Regions from separate parts of the Homo sapiens genome. Here region 1 is linked to region 2. Evidence: read pairs that join two places in POLR2A ChIA-PET (ENCODE). Cell type or tissue: A673. All regions are shown on one strand. Each heading gives the region's core, and the rest is flanking DNA. Links, peaks and the distances in the headings are about the cores only.

Evidence for each region. ChIA-PET counts read pairs that join two places held together with the same protein. Peaks named below come from ENCODE experiments on the same cell type or tissue, not always from the same donor. Only the 100,000 strongest peaks of a DNase experiment are listed, where the experiment ranks them.
Region 1: POLR2A ChIA-PET joins it to region 2 with 13 read pairs; 2 of 35 experiments call an interaction of 5 or more read pairs at or near these places.

Annotation. Positions count from the first base shown.
Region 1 is chr2:215,926,565-215,937,687 of GRCh38, reverse strand. No RefSeq gene overlaps it. Among named protein-coding and RNA genes, the nearest start is that of MREG, 81 kb to the left of the region's middle. RefSeq lists an enhancer at 9,551-10,077. In A673, for the core only: CTCF peaks have their summits at 6,036 and 6,236 (motif pointing right); a DNase peak (open chromatin) is centred at 6,247; H3K27ac peaks cover 485 bases.
Region 2 is chr2:216,033,746-216,044,868 of GRCh38, reverse strand. It overlaps PECR (peroxisomal trans-2-enoyl-CoA reductase), which reads left to right. Exons shown (of 8, transcript NM_018441.6): 7 at 854-965; 8 at 5,509-6,481. The coding sequence ends at 5,594. It also overlaps a transcript of MREG not described here. Among named protein-coding and RNA genes, the nearest start is that of MREG, 26 kb to the right of the region's middle. In A673, for the core only: no CTCF peak of the experiment used is centred there; no DNase peak of the experiment used is centred there.

The DNA of each region.
Region 1 (11,123 bases), core at 3,659-8,658, 110 kb after region 2:
AATTCTCAAGGACAAAGATGCTCAAGTTTTACATTTACCTTTTATCATTAGTTTCTGAATTATGTTCTAAATTATTTTGAGTTTACAAATCCAAGTTTTAGCACTGTGATATTGGGTGCAAGACTAACTCCTGGCTTTGAGATTCCATAGTGAAAACTCCAGAGCTCAAATGGATCTTACAAGTCTTCTATTCCAAACTGATCGTTTTGCTAATGTGGGTTCAGGTAACTCCTCAGAAGCCACAAAGCTGGTAACTGCAACATGGTCTACTACCTGTGACTATGATCTCAAGTTTAATTGTCTTTCCGCTTCATCATGTTCTGTTTGCATGTTGCTGCATGTTACTGCTACATTTTGCAATATAATTTGGTCCTGATGTATCTTAATTCAAGTAAGGAATGGCAGTATTTTCGTTATATTCATGTCAGAAATCTGTTACAGAGGAGTAGTTACTTAGCTCTTTCAAGCCTGATGAAAAATTTCCAGAGCCATGGACAACTTTTATAAATATTGGTTTTGTTACTCTTTTTTTTTTTTGAGACGGAGTCTCACTCTGTTGCCCAGGCTGGAGTGCAGTGGCGCAATCTCGGCTCACTGCAAGCTCTGCCTCCCGGGTTCACACCATTCTCCTGCCTCAGCCTCCTGAGTAGCTGGGACTACAGGTGCCCGCCACCAGGCCTGGCTAATTTTTTGTATTTTTAGTAGAGCCGGGGTTTCACTGTGTTATCCAGGATGGTCTCGATCTCCTGACCTTGTGATCTGCCCGCCTCGGCCTCCCAAAGTGCTGGGATTACAGGCATGAGCCACCTTGCCCGGCTGGTTTTGTTACTCTTTGAGAGATACAGTGGTGAGCCAAGATGCAGGACAAATTAACCATTAAGTGTTTTACTTTGTTAATGGCAGAGTGCAAAAATGCAGTTTAGATATCTTATTAGAGGTAATTTTATTAGCATCATTACTGCAAGAGGTTCAAATCCAATTTTGGGGCAAAAATTGAACTGATGATTTCTATTCAGAGGCATTTGATGGCAATATAATACACGAGACAAAGGAACTGGCTGCTGTGTTCTAGAAGCTAAGTATCTACTCTTTAGTATCCTGAACTTCGTCTCTGTTGAAGCTTCTGCACCTTTCTTTTGGGCAGCTGAGCAGGTGGCTGCAAGGGTGTTGCCTTCTGAGTGTAGTAGGAGTTCCAGCTAATCCTAAATTAGTTTTCAGACCTGGGGGTCTTGTTAGATATGTAGGTGTCTGCATCCCACTCAGGATAGTGTAATTCTGAAGGACTAGCATGAGGCCTGAAAATAGGCATTTTTAATAGACTTTTTATTTTAGAATAGTTTTACATTTATAGAAATTTGCAAAGATTGTGCAGAAAGTTTTCATGAGCTGGGTGCAGTGGCTCATGCCTGCAATCCCAGCACTTCGGTAGGTCGAGGCAGGTAGATCACCTAAAGTCAGGAGTTCGAGACAAGCCTGGCCAACATGGTGAAACCCCATCTCTACTAAAAATACAAAAAATTAGCTGGGTGTAGTGGCGGGGTCCTGTATTCCCAGCTACTAGGGAGGCTGAGGCAGGAGAATCGCTTGAATGAGGGAGGCAGAGGTTGCAGTGAGCGGAGATCATGTCATTGTACCGCAGTCTAGGCAACAAGAGCAAAACTGTGTCAAAAAAAAAAAAAAAAGAAAGTTTTCATATACCCCACAACCAGTTTTCCATGTTATTAACATCTCACATGAGTATGGTTAGTCATATCTAGTGAACCAATATTGATACATTATTATTAATTAAAGGCTCTACTCCATTCCTATTTCCTTGGTTTTTACCTAATGCCACATTACATTTAGTTGTCATGCCTCCTTAGGTTCCTCCTCTTGGGCATGATAGTGTCTTGGACTGTCCATGTTTTTGAAGAGTATTGGCCAAATATTTTGTAAAAATATACCTCAATTGGGATTTGTCTGATATTTTTCTTGTGATTAGATTGGGGGGAGGCCACAGAGATGAAGTGTCATTTTCATCACATCATATAAAGGTTACACATTAACAAGGCAACTTAGTATGATGGTGTTGACCTTGATCACCTGCCTGAGAAACTAGACAGCTTTCATGCTTCCTGCTCCAGGATAGTTTGATGCAGGTGATCTCTGGAGCACCTTTGGAGAAAGACTGGATGTTGTGTCCACTCAAGGATTCAGGCATGTCTGAAGATGTCTTAGGGGCTTATATCCAAAAGACAGGCAATGACAAATGCTGGCAAGGATGTGAAGAAAAGGGAACCCTCATACACTGTTGGTGGGAGTGTAAATTAGTACAACCATTATGGAGAACAGTTTGGAGTTTCTTCGAAAAGGTAAAAATAGAGCTGCCACATGATCTGGCAATCCCACTGTTGAGTATATACTCAAAAGAAAGGAAATCAGTGTATCAAAAAGAGATAGCTGCGCTCCTATGTTTGTTGCAGCACTGTTCACAATGGCCAAGATTTGGAAGCAAGCTAAGTGTCCATCAACAGATGGATGGATAATGAAAATGTGGTGCATATATACAAGAATGAGATCCTGTCATTTGCACAACATGGATGAACTGGAGGTCATTATGTTAAGTGAAATAAGCCAGGCACAGAAAGATAAACATTGAATGTTCTTACTTATTTGTGGGATCTAAAAATCAAAACAATTGAACTCATGGAGGTAGAGAGTGGAAGAATGGTTATCAGAGACTGGGAAGGGTAGTGGAGAAGGGGTTTGAGGGGAAGGTAGGGCTGGTTAATGGGTACAAAATAAATTAGAAAGAATGAATAAGATCTAGTATTTGATGGCACAACAGGGTGACTATAGGCAATAATAGTTTAATTGTACATTTTAATGTAACTAAAAGAGTGTAATTGGATTGTTTGTAACACGAAAGATAAATGCTTGAAAGATGGATACCCCATTTTCCATGATGTGACTATTATGCATTGCATACCTGTATCAAAATGTCTTATGGACCCTAGATAGATGGACAGATAGATAGATGGACAGATAGATAGATAGACAGATAGATAGATAGATAGATAGATAGATTTCTCATTTTGATTATGTTTCTTGGAAGAATACTGACTAATAATGTGAGTGACTTTGGGCAAGTTATTTAATCACTTTAATCCTTAGTTTCCCCTATAGTTAAATGGGTAAAATACTTGTTATAAAGTTTAAATGAGCTAGTGCATGGGAATTGATCAATTCACACGGCACCCACTAAGATCCCACTTGAAGTGGTTCCAGCTGTGGTTTCTGAGTAAATCAGGGGCCCAAAGATTTTGGAAGGAATTTAAAGGTGGTGAGGGTGGCCACAGTGAGTTGAGATGAAACTGGAGAAATTTTGTTTTGTGATGGCTCTTGAAACTTTATAGTAACTTCTTAGCTGAGATGTCCTGAGAAATGTAGTTTCACACATGAGGGCAAGGTTGAAAAGATCTGATTTAACTCTTGTTTTTCTTTTTACTGTCCAGGCCTCTGGAAGAGGCAGCACATCCACCCAAGACAGTGATGGTGCCAGGGAAATTACCAGCTCTTCTGAGAGTTCTGCTGATTCTGGTTAATAAACTGGGGCTTGGAATTTAGAGGAGAATGGAACAGAGTGGTGGAGAGCATAGGCTCTGGAGCTGGAGTGCTCATCTAAGATGAGTTTAGTTGTGTACAGTTGGGAAAGTTATACAACCTTTTGTGCTTTGGTTTTGTCAACTTAAAACAGGAGAAATAAAACCATCTAATCTGTATAGATTTTTGCATGAATTATATAATTAATTTATAAGGCAGTGACTTTTTTTTTTTTTTTTTGAGACAGGGTCTTGCTCTGCCACCCAGGCTGGAGTGCAGTGGCACCATCAGGGCTCACTGCAGCCTCAACCTCCCAGGCTCAAGCAATCCTCCTAACTCAGCCCCCCTGAGTAGCTGGAACTACAAGCATGTGCCACCATGCCCAGCTAATGTTCTGTATTTTTTAGTAGAGATGGGGTTTCACTATGTTGGTCTCGAACTCCTGAACTCAAGCAATCCCCCTGCCTTGGCCTCCCAAAGTGCTGGGATTACAAGCATAAGCCACTGCACCTGGTCAAGGTAATGATTCTTATATAACAGGGGAGGGGAGCAATTTTGCTCCCCAGGGGACATTTGGCCATATCTGGAGACATTCTTAGCTGTCACAACTGGTGCAGGGGTTGGGGGAAGCAATTCTCATGTGGTGGATGGCCGGGGATGTTGCTAAACATCCTACAATGCTTAATACAGGCCCCCATCACAAAGAACTGTACATCCCAAAATACTAGTCATGCTGAGATTGAGAAATCCCGAGATGAAGTATTGAGAAGAAAGCCCGTCTTGTGGCAATTGCTCAGTGTTACCTATCATTAATAAGCTTTGAGTAAGAATGACATACATCTGACACATAGTTTACTGAGTGAAAGAGATGGAGAGGAATCTTCATTTTATTCTCTGATAAGCCATACAAATGACATTTCAGCCATAAGGGCTGGCTTCCAGGCTTTTTGTTGTTTAGAAGATGCTGTTATTATTACTATTATTTTGAGATGGAGTTTCACTCTTGTTGCCCAAGCTGGAGTGCAATGGCACGATCTTGGCTCACTGCAACTTCCTCCGCCTCCCGGATTAGAGTGTTTCTCCTGCCTCCACCTCCTGAGTAGCTGGGATTACAGGCGCTCACCACCATGCCCAGCTAATTTTTTGTATTTTTAGTAGAGACGGGTTTCACCATGTTGGCCAGGCTGGTCGTGAACTCCTGACCTCAGGTGATCCACCTGCCTCGGCCTCCCAAAGTGCTGGGATTACAGGCATGAGCCACTGTGCCCGGGCTTATTATTTTTATAATCTAGGTAAACAAGTAGTTTCCAACCATAACAAATGCTGGCCTTTTGGTTGGGGTAGTTTGGAATATACCCAATTATGCTTTCTCAGTGAATGAAGTGAATGAATGAATAATTATAGAGGAAGCTCCAAGGCACATGGTGTTAGGAAGATACTGCCCACTGACTCTCCTTTCAGTAAACCTTCAGATTTTTGCTGGCACTGTCACCAGTAACTTGCATCTATGGGCAGACAGGTGGGCAGCCCCCGGGAGGGCTCAGGAGGGTATAAAATCTCTCAGAATGGCAAGGAGAATTTCCCAAAGGATCTGATGGCATCCTCAGCCAAAGACATAATGCCATCAGCAAAGTGGTGAGGATGAAGGCAGGGCACCTTGGTGGGTATAGAAAACAAGGGAAGCTTGTCTTTCCAACTGCCAAAATGCTGCTAAGCCTCCCCCTTTTTGTAGCTCTCTGTGTCCGCTAGGTTACATCTTAACCTGTATTAATGTACCTTGTATCCTTTGCCCAGGTCTGTTGGGTGCCTTTCTGTCACTTTTCTCCTAAAGAAAACAGATCCAAGTTTAAAAGGCTTCTGTTATTCTAGGAGGACCTAGGTCTCTGCAGATAAGCCTCAGCAGCTGGGAGTGGCACGGGGCTGGGGCCAATAGGGTGGGGGGCCAAGGAGAGTGGGGTGAGGAGAGGCAAGGGAAGGGTGGGAGTTCTGGATGGCTGAGTGCCTGTAGGTCTGGTTTTTCTACACCAACCCCCCTTTAAAGAGATCAGCTATAGATTATGTATATGTATCTATTCTTTGTAACATTGTCATTCCAAATATCTCATGTTTTTCCCTTAAATCATTTCATTGCTGGGGAAAAATGGTGAAAATCACTGGCATACACAGATCCAAAATCACCCCTTATTTATAGATTGTAGCCGATTAAATAGTTTCCCCAGAATTCACTATTCACTGAAGAGTTCAGGGTGTCCAGAAAAAAGTTAAGGCAAAAGCAGGATTATTTCCAACAATTAACACAATCTATTCCGTTTACTCCAGAGAAGGCTGATAAACCACCTTAGAGGGCTTCTGCCCTTCAGGGACTCTCAGGCACATAGTCCTGTCTTTGAGTTTGAGTCTGAGGGGAAGCTGAGATGAGGCTGAGATGCAGGTGAGATGCATGCCAAGGCTGTGTGATGTTCCGTCTCTCTGGAATTAGGACAACCTGCGTCCTTCTCCTGTGAACATCTATGGAAGCAGCACCATAAACACTCGGGTGAGTGCTTCTCAATGATTTCCACGAGTGGATAAATGTAACTGATTTGCCTCTTACAATAACACACAGATCCTCCCATCTCCAACGAGGGGCTTTGCAGGATTCTGATTGAACACTAGATGCCGCTGTTGACTCACTCTGTGTTCTGTGAGCTTCAAGATCTCATCCCTCAGTCCCCATCAGGAGAGACAATTTTTAAAAGCCTGAGTCAATTAACGAAGTTCTGTCTATTTTTCCTCATTTAGTGATTGATTTAGAGGGTTTTTATTTATTCATTTTTTGGTGAATTTCAGAGGTTGTCTTTTTCTTGGAGAACATTTGGAAATTGGCAGAAAATGAAACAACGAAAGGGCATCGATGTCTTTTAAAGAAGAAAGGTCAACTCAGACTAAAGGCTTGTAAATAAGATCATTTTTGGATTTCTGAGTTTCTGCCCCAGAAAAAATTCAAGTAACTCTCAGGCCTACCTGTTTCTCTAGTTCTGTAGCATGCCAAATTGTGTTTGTCTTCGGCATGTATTTGAATATTATAATCTGAGATATGCCGGATAGCTGCCTCTACTGCATTCCAGGTTGCTAGTGTCATTATTGGTTTTCTACTTTCTAAAGCAACTTTTTACTTTGGCAAATTTTTAAAACAAAAGGGGAAAGACTAGTGAAGTGTGCTCCAAATACCCATTCCTTTGAAACCTACCAAATTTTAAATAATTATCGAATTAATTTTCCTCTTAGGCAGGGTGGTAAAGGGGATGCCTCTCTCAAAAGGCAGATTACTAAAAGTGATTTGGAAACACAGAACATTGCAAATAAAACCGGAGAGCCCTTGCTTCATTTTTCTGTCTTCAAAATTCCTTGATTCTTCCAGAACAAATATGACTCAGACTTGGAGAGAGCTTTATCTCTGTGCTTCAATAGCAAAAGTACTCAGAACATTTATCATATTGCATTGAAATACACGTTTACATTACTGTGTCCCTGTCCCCCAGAAAAGAAGACCTCTTTTAGGGTAGCACCAAATCCTGGTCAACTACAAATCCTGGTCGTCTTTGTATCCCTGTGACCTGATCTTTTCATAGTGATCGCGCCACTGCACTCCATCTTGGGCAACAGAGTGAGACCCTGTCTCAAACAAAAACAAAAACAAAAAGCAAATATTTATAGAAGGTGTTTGAATAAAAAGAAAAGATTGGATCCAGTTTCTAGTGGGTAAGGCAGATGAGAACAGAGTAGACAAACAAACAAGGTAACTACAATTTGCAAGCAGTGCTGTAACAGGAACACTGGATGAGATAAGGTGGAACTGAGTGGGGCCCCTCTGCACAGGGTGGTCAGGGGCCTCTTCTCTGAGAGAGGTCTGAGTTGGGACCCTTAAAGGATGAGTCACAGCCAGTCAGTCATGCAAAGATGTGAAGGAAGAGGGGCCCAGGCAGAGGGAACAGCAAGTGCAAAGGGCTGGAGGCGATAAAGGCTTTGGCATAGCTGAGGGCGAAAGGGAGCAGAGCATGTCTGGAGTAGCTTAGGGGGTCATGATGAGCAGAGCGCTGGAGGCACGAGGAAGGGTGGATCTTCAGTTCCTGCCTTGTGCGACCAGAGAAGGGTGTCTGCCTTGGAGAGCCAGGAGCTGACTTATGTTGTGAAACAATAACTTGCCATGCATTGCGAATGGATCAGAGGATGGCAAGAATGGGAACAAGATGTGTCAGAATTGAGAGAGGGTGATGGTTTGGACTAGGTTGGTGGCATTGAGGAGGAGCATAAATGGGTGAAGTGTGAGGTGTATTTTGGAGAGGTAATGGACAGGAGTTGCTGATGCATTTGAATTTGGGGGATGGTGCAGGAAGAGGAGAAATCAAGGATGACTCATAGCTTTCTAGCTGTGGCAGAGTGTGGGGCCATTTGCTGAGTTAAGGATGTCTGGGAGAAGAGGCTAGATCAGAACAGAATCAATTTTGGATCATTTTGATGAAACACCATGAGTTCCTCCCCAGACCCCCAACAATTGGAGAACTTATTTTGTTTCTAAGCACAATATTCTAAGTAGAATATTGTGGGGGTTTTTTTGGTAACAGCTTCATTGAGGTATAATTCACATACTATGCAATTCACCTATTTTAAGTATATAATTCAATGGTTTTCAGCATATCCACAGAGTTGCAATCAATTTTAGAATATTTTCATTACCCTAAAAGAAACTGTACCCTATTGCAGTCACACCTCCTTCATTCTTCACATCTACCCTCCTCATCCTAAACCCTAGGCAGCCACTAACGTAGTTTCTGTTTCTAGATTTATGTGTTGTGGACGTTTGTGTAAGTGGAACCTATGGTTATATGGGACCCTTGTTCCTGACTTCTTTCACTTAGTATAATGTCTTGAAGATTCAACCGTATTGTCGCATGAATCATAATTGTATTCCTTTGTATTGTGGAATAATTTCCTTCATTTTTATGAAATAATATTGCATACAATATTATAACATTTTATGCATCCATTTATCAGTTAATGGGCATTTGGGTTTGTCTTAGTCTGTTTGGCTGCCACAACACTCGCTTCAGCCTGAGTGGCTTAAACAACAGACGTTTATTTCTCACAGTTCTGGAGTCTGGAAGTCTGTGATCAAGCGGCTGGCTGATTCAGTGCTCAGTGAGGGAGCTCTTGCAGGACGCCATCTTTATGCTGGATCCTCCTGTGGCAGAGAGAGATGATCTCTCTCCTGTCTCTTCTTCTAACGGCATCAATTCCATTCGCAAAGGCTCCTCCTTCTCCCTAATTACCTCCCCAAAGCCCCACCTTCAAATATCATCACAATGGAGATTAAGACTTCAACATATGAATTTTGGAGACACTCCGTTCATAGTGAGGTGGTTTCCACTTTTGGGGTATTATGAGTAATGTTGCTAGGAATATTTGTGTGCAGATTTTTGTGTAGATATCCAGGAGTTTTGTTTCAACATGAGAATTTTGCAGTGTTTTTAGGACAGTGTTTGTAGGACAAAACAAGCTGCTGCCCTTGATTCCCTGCTCTCTTCTCACAGCTGACCATCCTGTGACCTTTGCCATTGAGTTTAGGAGACTCCATTCCACTGTAGACAAACCAGCCTGAACCCTCGTGTCTCCACCTCGTGTCTCTTTCTGTTCTGTATCCAGCTGCTACATATTTCGGGATGAAATGCCCTGCAGTTGGTCTGTTGGTCGGCATTTTATGTGGGAGTTGGCTCACATTGTTGATGTGTGAAGAATGGTATTGTTGGCTCACGAGAACGTGGGGTGACTTCCTGGAGGAAGTAGGACAGCCTAACATGTATCACGAGAGAGAAGCTATGAGGGCAAGAGAAGCTGCATCCACGAGGCAGTCCTGGGTGGGACCTCCAGCTCTCCACTTCCTAACTTGGGCAGATTGCTGAAACTTCCTGGCCTTCATCTGTAAAATGGCAATGCCAAGTTTCATGCGCGTCCGTGTGAAGAGACCACCAAACAGGCTTTGTGTGAGCAACATGGCTGTTTATTTCACCTGGGTGCAGGCAGGCTGAGTCCGAAAAGAGAGTCAGCGAAGGGAGATAAGGGTGGGGCCGTTTTATAGGATTTGGGTAGGTAAAGGAAAATTACAGTCAAAGGGGGTTTGTTCTCTGGCAGGCAGGAGTGGGGGTCACAAGGTGCTCAGTGGGGGTTCTTTTTGAGCCAGGATGAGCCAGGAAAAGGACTTTCACAAGGTAATGTCATCAGTTAAGGCAAGGACCGGCCATTTACACTTCTTTTGTGGTGGAATGTCATCAGTTAAGGTGAGGCAGGGCATATTCACTTCTTTTGTGATTCTTCAGTTACTTCAGGCCATCTGGGCGTATATACGTGCAAGTCACAGGGGATGCGATGGCTTGGCTTGGGCTCAGAGGCCTGACATTCCTGCCTTCTTATATTAATAAGAAAAATAAAACAAAATAGTGTTGAAGTGTTGGGGCGGCGAAAATTTTTGGGGGGTGGTATGGAGGGAGAATGGGCGATGTTTCTCAGGGCTGCTTCAAGCGGGATTAGGGGCGGCGTGGGAACCTAGAGTGGGAGAGATTAAGCTGAAGGCAGATCTTGTGGTAAGGGGTGATATTGTGGGGACGTTAGAAGAAACATTTGTTGTATAGAATGATTGGTGATGGCCTGGATATGGTTTTGTATGAATTGAAAAACTAAATGGAATAACAGAAGGAGAAAAACAGGTATAAAAGGTCTAAGAATTGGGACAACTCAGGATATCTGATTAGAGAGTGCTTAAGGAGATTCGGCAGAGTCCTGCCGGCAAAGATTATTTATTTACTTCAAGAGTTAAGAGTGGCAGTTTGGGGATAGCACCAGGAGATATCAGCTGTGATGGCTTGGAAAAACAGTGTAAACAAGAGCAGGGCATGTATGAGTAGTTGAGAACGGTGAATAGGAGTATGACTAGACAGAAAATAGTAGGGATGACAAGTTTTTTTTTTGGTGGGGGGCACAGTCTAAGTTGGTCTGGTGTCTGGAATGAGACTGGGGCCTAATAAAAAGGAGCGTCTATACAGGAGCTTAAATGGGCTGTACCGTGTAGCATTCCGAGGACAGGCCTGAATTCTGAGAAGGGAAAGTGGTAGAAGTATTGTCCAGTCCTTTTTAAGTTGGTGGCTGAGCTTGGTGAGGTGTGTTTTTAAAAGACCTTTAGTCCGTTCTACTTTTCTTGAAGACGGAGGACCGTAAGGGATATAAAGGTTTCACTGAATACTAAGAGCCTGAAAAACTGCTTGGCTGATTTGACTAATAAAGGCTGGTCTGTTATCAGACTGTATAGAGGTGGGAAGGCTAAACTGAGGAATTATGTCTGACAGAAGGGAAGAAATGACTGCAGTGGCCTTCTCAGACCCTGTAGGAAAGGCCTTTACTTATTCAGTGAAAGTGTCTATTTAGACTAAGAGGTATTTTAGTTTCCTGACTCGGGGCATGTTGAGTAAAGCTAATTTGCCAGTCCTGGGTGGGGCAAATCCTCGAGCTTG
Region 2 (11,123 bases), core at 3,356-8,355:
TCTGCTTCTTCCCACAGCCTCAAGTGAGAGCTCCTTTACAAGTCAGTGAAATAACTTCCTTCTGTTTGGGTTGGGAGTAGATGTTGCTGAACTCATCAGTTCCCTATTTGAATTTTTAAGGAGTACAGTGGGAGTCTGAAGTGCCTTTGGTTTATTTTTATTTTTATTTTTTTGAAATGGAGTCTCACTCTGCCACCCAAGCTGGAATGTAGTGGTGCAGTCTTGGCTCACTGCAACCTCTTAGGCCCACGCAATGCTCCCACCTCAGCCTCCTAAGGAGCTGGGACCACAGGTGCCCGCCACTGTGCCTGGCTAAGTTTTTGAAGTTCCTCTTGTAGAGAGCTCCTTTGAATGTGTGTTGCTGGGCTTTTGGCCTGACAGGACCGCAGACTGAACAAACCAGAATGCTAGTTTATTGCTAAACAGACACATTGACTATTTCAGGGACCAAAACATAAAAGGCACGAGGTAGTGATGGAAAATGGGGTTGTGGAGGACAATGAAAGGCATGGAAGGAAGTGAATTGTTTGAAATGGGAAAGAGCAGAGCTGAAGCACTGAGTTCACTTATGGCTTCTTGACGTCATGTAGCTTGCTTGACATCGTCTAAGGCTCCCTCATACCTTGCCACCTTTACCCTAGTCACCTACCTGATTTCGGTGATGCTCAGGTAGAAAGGGAAATTGTAGGAAAAGGAAGTTGTCTATGTACTGTGAGGTTGTGGTGCACATGCACACACTGTTGGATTCATGTTACAATCATGGGCTTTGAGATGCCTTTACTGGGGAATGTGAGGCGGTTAGAAATGGGGAGTATTTGCTTTTACCTATGCACATGTGTGTTTCTGTTTCCAGGTCTCCTCTGTGGTCTGCTTCCTACTGTCTCCTGCAGCTTCCTTCATCACTGGACAGTCGGTGGATGTGGATGGGGGCCGGAGTCTCTATACTCACTCGTATGAGGTACCAGGTGAGCAGCTGAGGAATGAGCAGTCACCAGCTTTATGCTGTGTCATGTTCAGGGGTTTAAAATTTATTATAAGTAGTTACTTAAGAGATGAGGGTGCTCTCTTATAGAACATCAAAATGTACAAAATGTTTATATTCATGATGTGATTTTTTTAATGAAATATTCCTAGTCACAGAAAATATCTAACTATCTATATTATGGAACTGAGCTTTTTGTGCATGCATAGGTTGGTGGAATTTGAACCCTGAAAAATATTCTCAGTATATGTTTCGAAAGAGGAGACAGAAAAGAGGCAAGAGCATGCTATAGTTTTAAAGATTTAATTCCATTTTGTTCCTCCAGTAAATGGCTTACATATCTGAGCAGAAGAATCAGGCCTGCTAGGTGGGGTGGGGTGCTATGGTGCTATTTTGTGCTCTCTTTGAGATATATATTGAATGAAGGCATATGAAATTTCTGTATTCATCATTTTTGATGTACAAAAACAGAAATTTGGCCGGGTATGGTGGCTCATGCCTGTAATCCCAGCACTTTGGGAGGCTGAGGCAAGTGGATCACTTGAGGTCAGGAGATAGAGACCAGCCTGGTTAACACAGTGAAACCCCGTCTCTACTAAAAATACAAAAAAATTAGCCAGGCTTGGTGGCGGGTGCCTGTAGTCCCAGCTACTTGGGAGGCTGAGGCAGGAGAATGGTGTGAACCCGGGAGGCGGAGGTTGCAGTGAGCCGAGATTGTGCCACTGCACTCTAGCCTGGGCGACAGAGTGAGACTCTTATCTCAAAAAAAAATATATATATATACGCATACATATATATGTATGTGTATATATATACATACATATATACGTATGTGTATATATATATACACATACATATATACGTATGTGTATATATATATACACATATACGTATGTATATATATATACACATATACGTATGTGTATATATATATACACATATACGTATGTATATATATAACAGTTAGTCGGGTGTGGTGGCGGGCACCTGTAGTCTCAGCTACTTGGGAGGCTGAGGTAGGAGAATCACGTAAACCCAGGAGGCGGAGATTGCAGTGAGCCAAGATCATGCCACTGCACTCCAGCTTGGGAGATAAACCAAGACTCTGTCTCAAGAAAAAAAACCAGAAGTTTTATAAGTTTAAATCAAATATTGATATTACATGCAAATGCCTTTATGTGTGTGTGTGTCTCATGACTAGATAACAGAACTTTGCGGTTTGAAGGGTCCTAAAAGATCACAAAGTCCAGTATCCTAGTTTTATAAACAACAAAACAAATCCACAGACGTTAAAAGGTTTATCTAAGCTAATAACTCTAAATCACTCCAAAAATGTAGTAAAGGGTATAAAATGCAAATGTATTGAATTTCTGTTGTTAAAGATAATTAAGTGGCTACTAGCAAATTAATAGATGGTTGATGTAACCCAGGTGAATCTGAATTTCATATCAAGGACCCAGGGTCTACGTACTCTTTCAGGTGCTGACAGTCTGATCAAGGCTTAAGGCCTTTTTTGCGTTAATAAATGATTGGTGTATGTGAGAGGCGAGCAAAAACTCAAACTGGTTTTCCTCTGCTCTCACAACACAACAACCATTAGCACGGAAGACTTCTGTGACCAGTTGTTTGGGGTTACTTCCCCCGCACAGCAACCAAGCAAGCAGTTCTGCAGCAGACCCCAGCTGGGCGTCCTCTCATTCAGTTCTGACACTGGAGATAGGATCAGATCCCACAGGCTGAGGGCTCAGTCCCACAGGATGCCCCCTGCTTTGGACACCATCACAAGTCTGGGCCTCTAAAACTTCTGACTGACTAGCTTCAAGTTGGGGTTCCCACGACCCCCTCTTTGGGTTGGAGTAATTTGCTAGAGCAGCTCACACAACTCAGGAAAACACTTCGATTTACTGGTTTATGATAAAGGATATTACAGGAGATACAGCCGAAGGGGTGCACAGGGCAAGGCATGTGAGAAGGGGCACGTAGCTTCTGTGTCCTTTTTGGCCCCACCACCTGCCAGGAACCTTCATGTGTTCAGCTATCTGGAAGCTCTTGAACCCAGTCCTTTGGGTTTTTATGGAGGCTTCATTACATAGGCATGGTTGATTAAACCATCAGCCACTGGTGATCAACTTAACCTTCAGCCCCTCTTACCTCCCCAGAGGTTGTGGGGTGGGTATGGGCTGAAGGTCCCAACCCTGTAATCATGCCTTGGTCTGTCTGGTGACCAGCCCCTATACTGAAGCTAACTAGGGGCTGCCAGCCATCAGTCAATCATTAACATATAAGAACACATCACTTTGGCGAGTCTAGGATATTAGGAGTTGTATGCGGGAGATGGGGTTGAAGACCAAATATATGTTTCACAATATCACAGTATAGAACTTTAATTTTACTTATTATTTTCCCCTCCCACATGTATTTCATTACTAATAACATCAATGTGGTGATGTCCATAGGATACTGTAGTTTTAAGGGTCTTGGTTGGAAAGAAGAAATACCTACATGGTTTTGCCATATTGTTTTCTGAAAAAAATTCCAAGTAGTGAGGGTGGAGAGAATCTTTCCACTTCTCTCACAGTAGACTTCAGTCACTATTTCTTATCGCAGGTTGCACTGTTTTACCTTTAGAAGGGAAAGAAATTTCAAATAGCTTCTTCCTTAGGCCTTCAGTGACATGATTTTCTTTTGTAATTCTAACACTTTTTATCATTAAAAATATTTTTTTCAGTTTTTGAGGAAAGCGGGTACATCTATCTTTTAAGAATATACTGCCCCCCGAATAATGAGATTATTCAGCCTTTCACTATGGTGTTTTCTTTTAAGATTGGCAGCTCCAAGGTGAGAATGCCTAAGATGGAAACTTGGCTCTACCCTTATTAGCCGTATGATTGTGAGAAAGTTAATTTCTATAAGCCTCTATTTTGTTCCTGTATGCAGGGACACATACAGTATTTATTTCATAGAGCTGTTGGGAGGATTAAATTAGATAAGGGACTTTTTCTTTTCTTTTTTTTTGAGACAGAGTCTCACTCTTGTTGCCCAGGCTGGAGTGCAGTGACATGATTTCGGCTCACTGCAATCTCTGCCTCCCAGGTTCAAGCAATTCTCCTGCCTCAGGATCCAGAGTAGCTGGGATTACAGGTGCCCGACACTATGCCCCACTAATTTTTTTGTAGTTTTAGTAGAGATGGAGTTTCACTATGTTGGCCAGGCTAGTCTCGAACTCCTGACCTCAGGTGATCCGCCTGCCTCGGCCTCCCAAAGTGCTGGGATTACAGGCATGAGCCACTGTGCCTGGCCTTAGATAATGCACATTTAAATCCCTATGTCAGGGGCTGGGCACCATGGCTCACACCTGTAATCTCAGCACTTTGGGAGGCAAAGGTGGGCCAATTGCTTGATCCCAGGAATTCAAGACCAGCCTGGGCAACCTGGCAAAACTCCGTCTCAACAAAACATTTAAAAAATTAGCCTGGCATGGTGGCATGTGCCTGTACTTGGGAGGCTTAGGTGGGAGGATCACTGGAGCCCGGGAAGTCGAGGTTGCAGTGAGCCATGATTGCACAACTGCACTCCAGCCTGGCTGACAGAGCAAGACCCTGTCTCAAAAAATAAAAATTAAAAAAATAAAGTCATTTGTCGAATTGGATGCTTTTAGTCACAACTCAAAATGGGCTCATCAGTAAAGGAATTCGCTGGCACATAACTGAAAAACAGGTAAGACTTGACTTAGTAGCTCACTGATCTCATCAAGGACAAGTTTTTCCCCTGTTTCCTGTTTTTGCCTCCATGGTGTTGGCTCTATCTTAAGGCAGGCTCTCCTCATTGCAGGATGGCTGCCTGCTGTTTCTATGTGTAAGGCTGATACTTCTGTGTTCATACCCAGATGCACAGAGAGAGGGCTGGAGGAGTGACTTTGTTCCAGAATTTCTAACAAAATTCTGAGATCCACTCTATATTCGATCAACTTATGCAAATGTCCATTTCCAACCAATAACTGTGGCGGGGTTATAGTGCACTGACTGACTTAGCTTAGACCACATGCCTTGGTGCCAAGCTTCCCTGGCACCTTCTAGATCGTTAAATGGAAACAAGCTGTTGGAAAGAAGAGATGGGGACCTGGATGCTGGAGAGGCAAGTAGCAGTGCCTGGTACAAAGTAAGGACACTATTTTTAAATTGTGATTATTAAGGAGACACTATTTATTGACGATCCACAGTATGCGAAGCACTGCACACATGGTGTCATATTTAACCCTCACAACTTTAAAAGGTAGATATTGTTGTATCCTTTAATAGAGGAGGAAACTGAGGCTCAGGAAGAGACATGTGCCCAAATTCAGGAAAGCTAACGTGTGGCAGACCTGAGATTCAAATTGAAGTCTTTTCTCAAATGTTTGCCCTAAGGATTTATTTTTTGGTGCTGAGAAAATGTGTGAACCAGGGAAATTAACAAGAGGATTTGGTGGGAGTGAAGAGGGCAAATGAGATTTGCAAGTGACAGGAGGCTTTCCACTTCTTTAACAGATCATGACAACTGGCCCAAGGGAGCAGGGGACCTTTCTGTTGTCAAAAAGATGAAGGAGACCTTTAAGGAGAAAGCTAAGCTCTGAGCTGAGGAAACAAGGTGTCCTCCATCCCCCAGTGCCTTCACATCTTGAGGATATGCTTCTGTACTTTTTAAAAGCTTATAGTTGGTATGGAAAACATTTTTCTTATTTTTAAGTGTTATTAATTATATCTATGGAAAAACTATTCCTGAAATATATACAGTCTTATGTCCCAATCAGAGTCTTTTAACCTATGATTTAAAAATGTATAAGTAACAGAAATTAACATATTTTAATGACTTTACTTTTTATTTCTAAGAAAAGTATTTGAAAAATGGAATAATTTTAAATCAATGATAATTCTAGGGATCATGAACTCCCAGAAGATTTTATTATTTAATTGTAAAGGTAGAGGCCAGACGCAGTGGCTCACGCCTGTAATTCCAGCACTTTGGGAGGCCGAGGTAGGCGGGTCAGTTGAGGTCAGGAGTTCAAGACCAGGCTGGCCAACATGGTAAAACCCTGTCTCTACTGAAAAACAACAAAAACAAAAACACAAATTAGTCGGGTGTGGTGGCACACACCTGTAGTCCCAGGTACTTGGGAGGCTGAGGCAGGAGGATCGCTTGAACCCAGGAAGCAGAGGTTGCAGTGAGCTGAGATCATGCTACTGCAGTCCAGCCTGGGCTACAGAGTGAGACTGCATCTCAAAAAAAACCCAAAAAACAAAAACAAACAACAACAACAAAATTATAAAGGTAGAAAATAAACCTAAATTGTGTCGTAATTAAGATTATTAAAATTAGAATTATACAATGACTTATTTTTGGTGGCAAATACTTTAGGAGCAATAATGCCTTATGGTAATTATTGATGTATAGTTTCTTTTGTTTATGAAGTCAAATTTGTATAAATTCTCTTAATTCAAAGAAAAAGTTTTATGTGATTTATTTTTGGCAGTGCCTGATTTGTGTCTTGATTTTCTGTCCAAAGTATTCCCTTTTTTCCATGTATCTCCTTTTGTAGGCAAAAACAAAATTTCAGTTGCATGCAAATGTATTAGGGTTCCATATTCTGCCTTCCGTGGCTCCAGTCTGATAGTTAGACCCTTATTGAAGAAATGCCTTTAGCAGATTGAATATGTTCATTCTTTGTCTTAATCAAAGTTCTTTCAAGTATCTGAGGTGAAGTAGCTATTTTCTTTTTTTTATCATTAACACTCACTTTATTTATTTATTTATTTATTTATTTTTAAGATGGAGTCTCACTCTGTCACCCAGGCTGGAGTGCAGTAGCATAATCTCGGCTCACCACAACCTCCACCTCCTGGGTTCAAGTGATTCTGCTGCTTCAGCCTCCTGCGTAGCTGGGATGACAGGTGTGCACCACCACGCCCGGCCAATTTTTGTATTTTTAGTAGAGATGGTGTTTCACCATATTGGCCAGGCTGGTCTTGATCTCCTGACCTTAAGTGATCTGCCCGCTTTGGCCTCCCAAATTGCTGGGATTACAGGTGAGAGCCACCACGCCCGGCCTGTCATTTACCCTCATTTTAAAGTGTGTGAGTTACCAAGCTCTGGGGTTTGGGACCCAGAATCTGCAGCTTTCTCATGCTCCCAAGCAGGGCTAGCACGAGGGAGAGGCTAATGAGGTGCCCAGGGTGCAGCATTTAAGGAGCTATTCTCCATTGTCAGGTTTGTGCCAGTGCAGAATTGCCCCTGAGAGTGAGTGTGTCCTTCAATTTTGTGCTCATACTAATAATGTGGGAAGATCAGAAAGCTTCATTTTCCTCCCAGATAGCCCTTTAACAGTGGCCTTCTGGAACTGATAATATCATAACAACTGAGAATTACAAACCATGTTAGAGGGAAAAGTGGCCCTAATACAGGTTGGTGGAGAAGATGGAAAAGGCAGGGCTTGCTTTCACATGACCTGTGTTAATGACTGCCATCGACTCCTTAAATCTCCATAGCGTTGCCAGTTATTTCTGCTTAAGGGACAGAACCTGCCTATGTAGCACTAAACTTAGGTACAACTGCTTATTAGAGCTTCTTCTTAGACTATCACTGGACAGCTGGTCATTATCTATATTTTTAGAATTATGAATTTATTATCCAGGACTCTTATGTACATCATAATAGTATCCTGTCAATAATGTACTTTTGCAACTACGCTTAGTAAATTTTGTTGTAGAGTGACTGTTCTTGAATAGGCTTAATAATTTGGAGCACCTACTATGTATTTAGCATTATGCTAGGAGTCAGACATGCAATGGTGAAAAAATACACATGTATCTTGTCCTTACTGAGCTTACAGTAGGGAGAGATTGAGAGAAAGAGAGAGAACACGAGTGCTATAAAGGATAAGGCCATGATGTCCACGGCATATAACTGAAAGACAGGAAACAAAATGAAAATTCTATATTTATGTAAAAAGAGTTTGTTGATAAAGATGACCCTTGTGAACATTATACCTCCCCCACACTAATCTTATGCTTTGTGGCTTATGTTCAGGTCCTCTGAAAAGCAGGTGCCCAGACATAATGAGATTTGCATGACACTTATTGGGTACCAGGCCCATGAAGGATAAGGGCAGGGAGCCAGAGAAGGCAGCGATGGCCTTCAGACCATGCTGCAAGGCTGACCCCTGTAAAAGAGAGGGGAGAGAGGATTGGGCAGGAGGCATCTCAGATTGCAGCAAAGTGATGCTTTCTTAAGACAGGCTTGCTGAAAGTATGCATTGACATTTACAGTGGCCCACAGGAATACCAGCAGGCGCTCAGTGGGTCATGTGGATTCTCTACAGTGTAAAAGTAACTCTCTCTCCTCCTGCTGGTGCCTGGACAAAGGGAGTTCAGAGATCAGTTCCAGCATCAGTCATAGTTTGTAGCTCACTGGGACCTTATGTCCCCTGGCAAGAGCCTCCCTCTTTGGCACCAGGATTTCCAGTGCTGCTATTCTCCTTAAATCCTGCAGCAGATCATTGGGAATGATGGAATGCAGGGCCACTCCCAGTTTCATCTACCGGATCCCAGACATGGTCCCAAACCTACTGGGGACATGCATCTTTGAAGACAGCAAGCACTCCATCCTGGCCCTTCAGCTGGGTCTTGGTTGTTCAAGCCCTCTATGAGGCTGGCTGCCTATGGATGGTGCGGGGTGTGGATACACAGTGGTTCCACAACCAGGGGCTCACTCTTTCGTCTCCTTCACTGGGAGGTGAGTCACCTGATTGGATGCTATGCCCCATGGGATTCCATGCCTATGGTTCAGGCTTTCTATAGCCCCCAGATAGTCATGGTGTCTGAGTCCCTGCAGGCAGGAAAGACAAACTCTTGCCTGGAAGAGGTATCTGTCACTATGAGGAGTGACGCAGAAACCACACAGCAATTTGAACAGGGCAAGTTAAAAGTGAAGAGTGATTATCACAGCAGATTGGAGTAGTGAAGGACTGGCTAGTAGGAAGTAAAAAGAACTTGAACATGAGAATAGCAGATATCAGGAGTAGCCTGCACCACTAGGACTAAGACTGAGAGCTCAAAGAAGAACCTTGGCTGGGCGCAGTGACTCATGCCTGGAATCCCGGCACTTTGGGAGGCTGAGGTGGGCAGATCATCTGAGATCAGGAGTTTGAGACCAGCCTGGCCAACATGGTGAAACCCCGTCTCTATGAAAAATACAAAAAATTAGCCGGCCTGGTGGCGGGCGTCTGTAGTCCCAGCTACTAGTGAAGCTAAGGCAGGAGAATCACTTGAACCTGAGGGCGGAGATTGCAGTGAGCCAAGATTGCACCATTGCACTCCAGCCTAGGTGACAGAGTAAGACCCTGTCTCGAAAAAAAAAAAAAAAAGAAGAGCCCTCCATAGCACCCCTGGGGCTGACACCCAGATTGAGTAGGGAGGGCATGGCTGTGAATCAGTGGAGGGCAGAGAAGTCACTGTGGTGCTCTGCTGGTGGAACTTGCTAGAAACCTGCCCTCTGGCATCCTGGGGAAAACTGTACAGAGAAGTGTCCTACCAGAGGCCTCTGATGCAAAACCCCCTGAGGGAGGTGCTGGGAAGCTGGTGCTCCTTAGCACTCCTGTGAAGCAGTCTGCACTGCACGGGTCAGGAAGCAAAACCCTCTTCCTCCTCCAATGTCTCTCCATCACCCTCTCCCAACAAAGCTTCAGAGCCCGCTGGCTCAGGGGAACAACTTAGAGGACCCAGATCCATTTTCTCAGAACAGAGGAGCAATTACATCTGGAGCCTGCCACTTGTCGACTGGCCGTCCTGTGGCCCATTGGTCTCCTTAAAGAGCAATGCCACTTCAGGGCTCAGCAATGATCTGTGTTGCAGGAAGGTTGGACATGCAGGGGCAGTGACAGCTCCGTTGACCTTGGTTAACAGGGAGTCCATGCTAATGGGCCGTCTACAGCCTGCCTCCATCACTGTGCCTGTCACACCAGTTCTGGGCTGGCCGGTGATGAAGTCCAGCTATCAACTGGCTGAGTTTTCTTGACTGCTTGGTTGTTCTACACCTCTTCCATGAGGATTGCATTCTGGGGACATTAACGTGGGAGGCGGAAATGACACTCCCCTGGAGCGCCCACTCCCCTGGGCTCATCCGTAATCCTCTACCCCAGACCTTGTTTCCTGGCCACTGTATATATTCTCATCTCGGGCCACTTTTCATTCCATTGTAGATACCAGTTGCACTCTCACACGCTGCCCATTAGAAAGATTTTCCATCTCCACCATCACGGGGCCACTCCTGAATAGAGCTATAATGAAGTTCTGACAACTGTGAAGGAGAGAGAGGAGGAAGGGAATTGGGTAGGAAAAAAAAATATCACAGACTGCAGTACAGTCCAAGAAAGAGAGGGCCAGGCAGATGGGAAGTCCTCAAGGCAAAGTCACCCATGGGAACCACCCTTGTCCCAAGGGAATAGCCTAGATGGACAGCAGGGCTGTGCTTGTCACAGGCCAGGAGCAGCCCGAGGGGAAGGCAGTGATGGATGGAGAGGGGCAGCAGCTGGGACCCACAGCCAATCAATTTTGTTTCCTGTAGCAGGAGGTCTAAGGGGTTTCTTTTCATGGCTGCCATTTGGCTATTCTGCAACTGTAAAACTTCACCATTGATCTCATTCATTTTTTAACATGACCTGGGGCTTGGCTCAAAGCAGTGCCACCTTGTGGTTAGTTTTGGAACACCAGCCTGTCTGGGCAGTGGCTTCTTAGGATGCAAGACCTGCTTGCAAAGCTTCAACTTGAGCTTTAGTTTCTTCCTTTGGTATTTCTTCTGCACTCCTTGTTTACAAGGATTTCATTTCAGCAAAGGAGCCATCTATTGAAATAAGATCAACCAGCGGGAAGATTCTAAACCATATTCAGGAAAGGTATGCTACGTCAAAACTAGCGATTACTGAGCCCATGTTTTAAGACAGCCAAATCTCTAGGCTATTTTGGATCTTATCCTGGACAACACTATTTCTGATTTGTATGGTAACCAAGGCCCTCTGTGGGTTAGTTTCAGCTTTCAAGCAGCCGTGGCTCAGTCTAGTGAGAGGCAGTCCTGCGTTCTGCCTGGTGGGAGTCAGAGTCTTAAGATTTGC